2 separate regions of the Homo sapiens genome follow, and region 1 is linked to region 2. Evidence: chromatin loops called from intact Hi-C (ENCODE). Cell type or tissue: B cell. All regions are shown on one strand. Links, peaks and the distances in the headings refer to the core of each region. The heading gives the core; the rest is flanking DNA.

What was found. Peaks named below come from ENCODE experiments on the same cell type or tissue, not always from the same donor. Only the 100,000 strongest peaks of a DNase experiment are listed, where the experiment ranks them.
Region 1: a loop joins it to region 2, with 18 times the contacts of the local background. A loop is called at or near these places in 1 of 110 quality-filtered maps.

The regions. Positions count from the first base shown.
Region 1 is chr7:42,909,678-42,914,063 of GRCh38, reverse strand. It overlaps C7orf25 (chromosome 7 open reading frame 25), which reads left to right and starts at 1,994. Exons shown (of 2, transcript NM_001099858.2): 1 at 1,994-2,149; 2 at 3,143-4,386. The coding sequence starts at 3,164. RefSeq lists enhancers at 192-251, 1,771-2,467, 2,468-3,165 and a silencer at 2,163-2,422. In B cell, for the core only: no CTCF peak of the experiment used is centred there; a DNase peak (open chromatin) is centred at 2,003; H3K4me3 peaks cover 1,586 bases; H3K27ac peaks cover 1,496 bases.
Region 2 is chr7:41,879,254-41,883,639 of GRCh38, reverse strand. No RefSeq gene overlaps it. Among named protein-coding and RNA genes, the nearest start is that of INHBA, 180 kb to the right of the region's middle. RefSeq lists an enhancer at 1,652-2,201. In B cell, for the core only: no CTCF peak of the experiment used is centred there; DNase peaks (open chromatin) are centred at 689 and 1,799; H3K4me3 peaks cover 1,765 bases; H3K27ac peaks cover 2,907 bases.

The DNA of each region.
Region 1 (4,386 bases), core at 269-4,268, 1.0 Mb before region 2:
GTATCAGTTCTCTTCCCCACACCTCAGAGAAGTTTCTCTTAGAACCCTCTGTCTTCCTGTTCCAATCCAGGCTAGGTGCTTGTTTGAAACTATCTTTATTCTCCTTGCTTTCTCTCTGAATTGGCTGGGTTTAAAAACTCTAAGAAATAAATTATCTCCACATTTTGAAAGCATTACTCCCTTCTAAATTCCAGTGTTGCTGATAGGAAGCCTAATACTATTGCGTATGTGATGCCAAGTCCTTTGTAAGTTTTCCCCTCTGCAGCTCTTGGTTTTTCTCTTATCTGCTGTGTTCTGAAACTTCACAACCATGTTCCTTTGTGTGGGTTTCTTAATAGTCATTGTGGTGAGCACTCAGTGGGCCCTTGCACTGTGAAAAACGTTTCTGTTTGCTAAATTTTCTATTAAGTTTTTGAAAAATTTTCTCTTCATTTTGTTTTTGTTTCTAAACTCCTGTTAATTGGATACTGGATCCTTTTGTTTTTGCTCCATTTTTCATCTATTTCTACTTTCTAAATTTTTCCAACTCATTGATGTTTTGAAATTTGGGATATGATTTTTACTACAGAAGAACCATTTCCTGTGCTCTGCTGTCTCCTTAAAAAAAGAAATCCTCTTGTTTCATAGCTGAAATATCTTTTATTTGAAGATGCTAGTTATAGAATACTTTTTGAGACCATTTTGTTCTGTTTTCCATTTCCTTCAAATAACAAAAACGTTGGGAAATGCTGTGTTCGTGAGGCTCACACTAGGGGATGCTGAATGTTGGTATTGCCGAGCCATTTCTCTAGGGTCTTTTGTCTACTCATTTCTTCAGAGAAAAATAGGGTTATGGGGAGATAGTGGTAGGGAGCGGTAGAGGGGTGCCTGCATTATGGGAGGGGCAGAGAAGGGGGCTGCTAGCATTGCACTATTCAGTAGGAAAACATCATGGCACCTCTCATCCTTTGTTAGGCTTTGTGTCTGGAATCCCTCTGATGCCCTGTCTTTAGCATCTTAAACTAGTCTTCTGCCTGAACAATTTACTGCCCTCCCTTCTACCTTCAAGGCACCTGAAGCTTTCTGGGGTTCTGCTTTGTGAATCAGTGGCTAAATATCCCCTTCTACAAGCAGTTTGCTCAGTTCTCCTGACACCATCTGCAAAGAGGGTGCTTGGGTTCAGGTAACCTCCCTATGGCTCACTTATCTGTAAAGCATACTTAATATCTCTACCTTTTAGGTTGTTTAAAGGAGTGAACAATGTGTAAAACACTTAGAACAATGTCTGTCACGCTGTAAGGACTGAATAAGTTATTGCTCTTGTCCTCCAAAAATGTGTTGGTATAACCGGTCTGCAGTCATCTCTTCTCTTGTTCTTTTTGCCTTTGTTTGTTCCCTTTGTCATTGCTTTACTGTTATTTGGAGAAGGAGCATTGCTTTACTGTTAAGTTTGGAGAAGGAGCAGGATACACAGGATTAATTATAACTGGAAGTCCTCTTTAATATTTTAAATTAGCTTTACTTTCTTACAGCCCTAATCTTTCTGGGTGACTCTGGACACTCTACTACAGTAATATGAATATGGCAGCCCCTCGGAAGCCATGCAATCATTTCTTCTCTTCAGAAGGACAGCACACTTTCTTTGGAGGGCCCAGGACAATGCAGTGGAAAGTGCTTTGGCTTGGAGGCAGAAGTCCCAGAGGCAGTACTTCTCAGCTGTCACCTCTGACAAGCTTCTCCAGCGTTTCTTCTGTTAAAATGAGCCCCCAAAATGCCTACGACCCGGTTGCGATCGAGTGGCCGACGCCCCCAGTGGGAGTGAGGCCCAGCACGCGAGCTCGGTCCCTCTTCCTGGAGCCAGGTGGGTGCGCGCCTTCAGGCTCACCCGGCGGCGCAAGCGGGAGAAGCCAGGTGCCCTCAATAAACATGGCCGCCACGCCAGCGTCAACCCGGCTCGGGAGGCCGCGCTGCCGCTTGGGAATCGCAGGTTTGGCGTCACCCGGCCCGGAACCACGTGATGCAGGAGGTGCCCGAGGCGGCGGGGCTCGCGCGGGTGGAGCCGCCTCGGCGTTCGAGCGGGGTGGGGGCTGCCCGGTTGAGATTTCCCGGCGGGTCCCGGCCTCTGCGTGCACGCGCCTGCGTGCTCGCGCTCGCGGTTCTGGCGCTGCCGGTGAGGAGCCGGGGAGCGAGGCGGGGAGGCTGGGAGCGGGGCGCCTCTTCTGAGGCCAGAGGGGGCTGGGCAGGGCCGGCCCGGCGGGAAGGGGGTCGGCCGCGCGCTATCAGCGCCTGGTCCCTGAGCCGCGGCGCTGGCGGTGGGGGCTTTTCGGCCCCGGCCCCTCCTGGCAGGGCCCGGCTGTGCAGGTGGCCGGGCAGGGCCGAGGGCCCCGCAGCCCACCGAGAAGGCCCCGCCGGCCTCTGGCCCGCCCACCCGGCGACCTGCGCTGGGGCCGCTTGCACGGCCGCCGCGGGTTGCAGCCTTGGAGTTTAGTTTCATCTTCGGATTTTCCTTCAGAGTCGGAGTGGGAGTGGGACGCAAGTTGGTGGTCTTCTTCGGTCTTTTAAAATAGTCTGGGTTGACGTCAAATGCAGAAATGAGGCAGTGTTGATTTTTTTTGGCGTAAGTACCCCAAGCCTCGGGGGAAATCATGAGGCAGCCGGTTGAAGGAGACCAACTCGGGAAGGAGGAAAAGGTTAGGGAGGCTGAAGTGCTCAGTTTAGGACAGACACTTGCTTTGGACAGTTTGCTAACTAGCCAGTCTGTGTGTATTTTTGTTTTCGGCATTTTTGTCGCCTTTATTAAAATTTCTCAGCAGTTAAACAGGCCGCTGATAGACATAAGGGAATTATTTATATAGCAGATTGCCCAACTCTTGCATTGTATCCTAACCTAGGACCATGCTGTGTCCCCATGGCTTTCAAGCTGAAGAAATGAAGGTCTAAAGTGTGTCAGACGTACCTAAAGAAGAGTTCAAAAGTGTAGCTGCCATCCTTTCCTTAGCTATCAGAGGAAGCAGTCACTCCAGAATGAGACATACACAAGCCCGGGTTCATAGACTCACCCTCCATAAGCTGTGTTGCTAGATTGAAGTTTTTAATCACCAGTGAAGAATTGATTGTCATAATTTTAGGAGACTACTGAAGTTTGCCTTGTTTCTTTCCCTAGGAAAGGAATAATGCTGACAGCATGTCTGCACATTCCATGCTCTGTGAACGAATCGCCATAGCCAAGGAACTGATCAAGAGAGCAGAATCACTTTCTAGATCAAGAAAAGGTGGCATAGAAGGTGGTGCAAAGCTGTGCAGCAAATTGAAGGCAGAATTAAAATTCTTGCAGAAAGTAGAAGCTGGGAAAGTAGCTATTAAAGAGTCTCATTTACAGAGCACTAACCTAACACACCTGAGAGCCATTGTGGAATCAGCAGAAAACCTGGAAGAAGTTGTTAGTGTTCTTCATGTCTTTGGTTATACAGATACCTTAGGAGAAAAGCAAACCCTTGTGGTAGATGTAGTTGCAAATGGTGGTCATACTTGGGTGAAAGCCATTGGCCGGAAGGCTGAAGCTCTTCATAACATCTGGCTGGGCAGGGGCCAATATGGTGACAAAAGCATCATTGAGCAGGCTGAAGACTTCCTCCAGGCCAGTCACCAGCAGCCAGTGCAGTATAGCAACCCTCACATCATCTTTGCATTTTACAACAGTGTCTCCAGCCCCATGGCAGAGAAGCTGAAAGAAATGGGCATATCTGTGAGAGGAGACATAGTAGCAGTCAACGCTCTGTTAGATCACCCTGAAGAGCTTCAACCAAGTGAGAGTGAATCAGATGATGAGGGCCCTGAACTTTTGCAGGTGACCAGAGTTGACCGAGAAAATATACTAGCAAGTGTTGCGTTTCCAACAGAAATTAAGGTCGATGTGTGCAAAAGAGTAAATCTGGACATTACTACTTTAATCACATATGTATCTGCCCTCAGCTATGGAGGCTGCCACTTTATTTTCAAAGAGAAAGTGCTCACAGAACAAGCAGAGCAAGAGAGGAAAGAGCAGGTTCTACCTCAGCTGGAGGCCTTTATGAAGGACAAGGAGTTGTTTGCTTGTGAATCTGCTGTCAAGGACTTTCAGTCTATTTTAGATACCTTAGGAGGACCTGGGGAGAGAGAGAGGGCCACTGTGTTAATTAAGCGAATTAATGTGGTACCAGACCAGCCTTCTGAGCGTGCCTTGAGACTAGTGGCCAGTTCAAAAATTAATAGCCGCTCATTAACAATTTTTGGGACGGGAGACACCCTAAAAGCCATCACAATGACTGCTAATAGTGGTTTTGTCAGAGCTGCAAACAACCAGGGTGTTAAATTTAGTGTGTTTATCCATCAGCCCAGAGCACTTACTGAGAGTAAAGAGGCTCTAGC
Region 2 (4,386 bases), core at 214-4,213:
TATCATGTGTGTGGCCTGAACACAACCTTCAAAACATCTTAAAGGTTATCCATCAAGTTTCTTAAAAGGAAATATATTGGTCTTAATTATTCTTATCTTATTATATAATATGCTGTGGATTTATTTTTTAACCTATAATCTTATGCCAAAAGAGGCCATTTAGGTTTATTTTTATTTGTAGAGTGAAACAGAAACAAAATATACGGGCCTATGTTTGCTGTTTTAAATTCTACTCTCTATTACTTTTCCTTTCAACTTGGAAAGGAATTTTGTGCTACAGGACGTTTGGCCCAGGGTCAGCGGCGCTCCCTGCAGGCCGGTGGGGATGGCCTGAGAGAATTCTGGGCCAGCAGGCGGCCATATATTTCTTCCATAATCCTGTATGCGCGGGCAAAGTATCAGGCAAAGGTATAAATAAAACGTTCTGACTCCACATATGGTATTTTGGGTTTACAAATCCTTCATAAACTTTTTCCATTCCTATCAGCAGTTTTATTCATTATGGGACATCCAGCAACTCTCCTTTCGGGATTATTTGAGAAGCAGTAAAGGCTTCCTGTGAAAGGAGCACGTTAGCTGTAAGATTTGTGCAAAGATCGAGTGCCTGGCGGGGAGTAATCCCTAGACTGCGGATCTCAAATGTTTGGTGGGGTTTCCCCTACTGCTGGCTTTCATGTTCTCAGGGCATCATTACTGCGGTGGTGCAGCCGTAATGATGGGAAAGTGCCTGCTTTCTCTTTTCCCCCAGGGCCCCAGGGTCATATCTATGGGCTGGCAGACATGTTTTCTCCTTTCTCTTTCCTGTTTGCATTCACCTTGTGATTTTACTGATTTGGGGGTTCAGAGTGGGAAATCAGGCCAAAAATATATACATTCGAGATTTAAAAACTGAGTTATATCCAGCTTCCCCTTGCAATTTGAAATTATACTCCTCTTTCCATCTCTGTGTAAGTATGGGTTTTGACCAGTTTACGGAAAAAGTATATATTGGATCAAAAAGAGGCAATAGTTGGGTGTGACCTGGGAGCCAAAGTATCTAGACACATCTTAATGGGTGGCCTCATTCGTAAGAACAAAGAGAAAGATCCCTTGCTGACTGAGTAGAGGAGAAACAGACATCCTCTGGAGCTGAGGCTGGCAGGGGACGCTACAGCGAGCCGGCCAGTATGAGTTCACAGCCCAGGTCACACACCCTCCCCTCTGCTTGGCAGCAAGCACTATGCCTGGCACAAGTTATTAAGTGTTGTTCAATGTTTTGGATAAATTAAGAGGGGCAAGTGCCAGACTAGATGGTGCCACATTTTTAACTCTGTCCTCTTCCAAACTGTAATCATCTTGGTTCCACCTGCTAATTACCATTCGAATGTATCCCTTCCACTACAATGGCATTGCCTCGCCTCTGATCCTTGGCTTCTACAGCTATTTACTATTACTCCAGATTGGGGTCCTCAGCTGCAGTCAGACCACCAGATAGATCTGTGAGTCCTCAGAGAAAGATCTACCTGTTAGCTAATAAACTAATAAACTTCAGCTCAGGGCCTCACTTGCACGGTCCCTTACAAGAGCTGGGGGAAGACCTTGCAATGTGTTCACATGGTCATATATTTTTGTAAAATGTATTAAAAGTGAGCTATATTTAGCCATAATTGGTTAAGACTGCTTCCCCTTTCTGTTTCGACTTCCCCTCTGTGCACCTACTGTTAGGGTGTCAGCGTCGTCACCAGCACTTTGGGGCCCCAGCTAAAAGGAAGTTGAGTTGCGAATATATTTAGTTTGGGTTCAGTAGGGGATATTTTTGTGGTTGGTAGTTGTTTCTGAATGCAGTTAAGTTATTACTAGTCATCCTGGTGTAGGAACGGCTTCTAGGAATACTCCTACGGCCCCCTGCACTGACGCACCCAGCCTCGTGACAGGAAGTGGAGGGTCAAACGTCATCTGGTGATATGAATTTGTCCTGCAGCATCTGACACCAGACGTTTATGCAGAATCAAGGAGAAGCAAAGTTTGAAATATACAAAGCAGGAAGCTGGTCTCTGGAAAATTCTTCCAAAGTCAGATATGTAAAATCGTAAGCAGAGGACTTTGTTTTCAATGACAGCTAGTCAAAACAGAAGTTGTCTCCTTTCAGGAATATAGCACGCCATGCTGTGTATACAATTATACAGGCCTCATACATTTTCCTTTCCTCCTTGATGAGAATTCTGCAAAAGAGATTTATTGGAATTCTCATGTTTTAACCTATGGTTGTGGTATTTATCATCATTCTAAAGTTCTATTTTTTTTGAGGTTTATCTTCTCATTCTAAATAACTGTTCAGTTTTATACCTAATTATATATTCTTGGTTTTGAATTTTTTTGCTTAAGAAGGGCTCCTCAAATTGTATAACATCAGGTTCCAGAAGATCTGTGTAAGCCACTGACTGTCCCTGGGGTTGTAGTCAGCCTGGTCTTCTCTTTTTTCTAAATTGAGACGGAGTTTCACTCTTGTTGCCCAGGCTAGAGTGCAGTGGCTCTATCTCGGCTCACTGCAACATCTGCCTCCCAGGTTCAAGTGATTCTCCTGCCTCAGCTTTCCAGATAGCTGGGATTACAGGCATCCACCATCACACCCGCTAATTTTTTGTATTTTTAGTAGAGACAGGGTTTCACCATGTTGGCCAGGCTGGTCTCAAACTCCTGACCTCAGGTGATCCACCTGCCTTGGCCTTCCAAAGTGCTGGGATTACAGGCATGAACCATTACGCCTGGCCAGGCTGGTCTTCTTAAAGCAGAAGGCTAGTAGGTGACGGCCCCCTAATTGGAATACTTTGACAACCTTTATCCTTCATAAACTGACATCCACTGCCCTCCTCCTACCTTTCTCATGCTATAGACCAGCCATGTGCACACTGACAGCTCCTGGGACACACAGCTTCATTGTTCGCCCCTCACCTCCTTTGACCATGTGGATCCCTGTAATCCCAATGACTACTTCAGTATTTGTTAGATAATCTTCTGTTTGTCTTTCAAAATACAGCAAAGGCAGAAAATAATGCAGGTGAGGTGAAAACCTGCCAGCATTAGAGTTGGCATAGGGTAGACTGCAGGGCCATGAGTGTTCACAGCTGGCCTCCTTGAGCCAGCCTTTGTAGGCTTATAGGGCCTGGAGCTCAACCATCAGTGGGAAATCTGGCATATACCCCTGGTGCCTGGCCCCTTTCTTGACAAAGAGTGAGTGCCAAATCCGTGTTGTGAAAGGCATCCATGAGACATCCCACTGTGGGTCCACCACCTAAAGCTCTGCAGCAGGAAGGATGTTGGTCTGGACTCTGTCCAGGCCTCTGGACTTTGCTTTTCCCTTCCCCCGACCTTCTGGTTTCTCCCCAGTCTATGTCACACGGTGCTCTGCAGTGTCTGTCTGGTCTGGTTATGGAATATCTCCAGCCACCTCCATTCTCATGCCTGCAATTCCTGACATTCCTGCTTTGCCCCATCTTTCAAGGCCAGAGCTCTGGGAATACCCTGGAGAGAACCATTTGTTTCTCCTTCATTCTTCATTTATCAAAATTTTCTCATTATCTTTCTCATTCTTAATTAGTGTCTGCCAAAGGAAAGGTGTCTGTAAATAGACTTCATCTTATATTTGTGACTAAAGGGTCCAAATCACATGTGGAAAAACAGAGCAGTAACTGGAGTTGTAGATATTCTTTGATTACATATCTAGTATTATTGGCAGGGACATTTATGACAATAAAGAAAAGGCCAGTTATTGTTGACAATATTTACTGAAAGCCATTTCAAGCAAGCACCTTTTCATTATTTAATATGTGCTTTATTAAATCACAAGACTGTTATACTAAATTAAGTCAGAGTTTTATTAAAATTTATAGATGATTGTCCCCTCTTTATTTCCCTTCCCATCATCTTCTCTGTGTCAGCGTATCGTAGTCTTTCGTTTCAGTTTAGGGATTTACATGTAAGGAAGATTGTGCCAAGTTACAGTCCTCCCTTGCCTCCCTTAGAATGCACATTATGTATCAAGAAAAGATATAAGGAGACTCTGGGAAACGTCCAGGCCAAAGAAAGCAAACGTTAAATCTATCATTCTCAAAGCATGCCCTTGGCCAACTTCACAGAGCTCTCCTGTGATTAGCTTTTTGGGGAATCATGAAAACAGTTTCCTTTGCATCCCCAAAGTTATGAACTTTATTTCTTCTTCCACATATCCAACTGGCCAGTGTGAAAGTCCACCAGTTTCTCTGGCTGGAGAGGGATACAAATGCGGCTCCACTCCTGAATCCCAGAAGCTGCAAATCTGCAGAGATAAATCAGCTCTTCACATTTGCCATCTCTAGGGTGAGCAAGGGGAGGGGTCCTCAGGACAGAAAGTGTATGTACCTTTTCTCA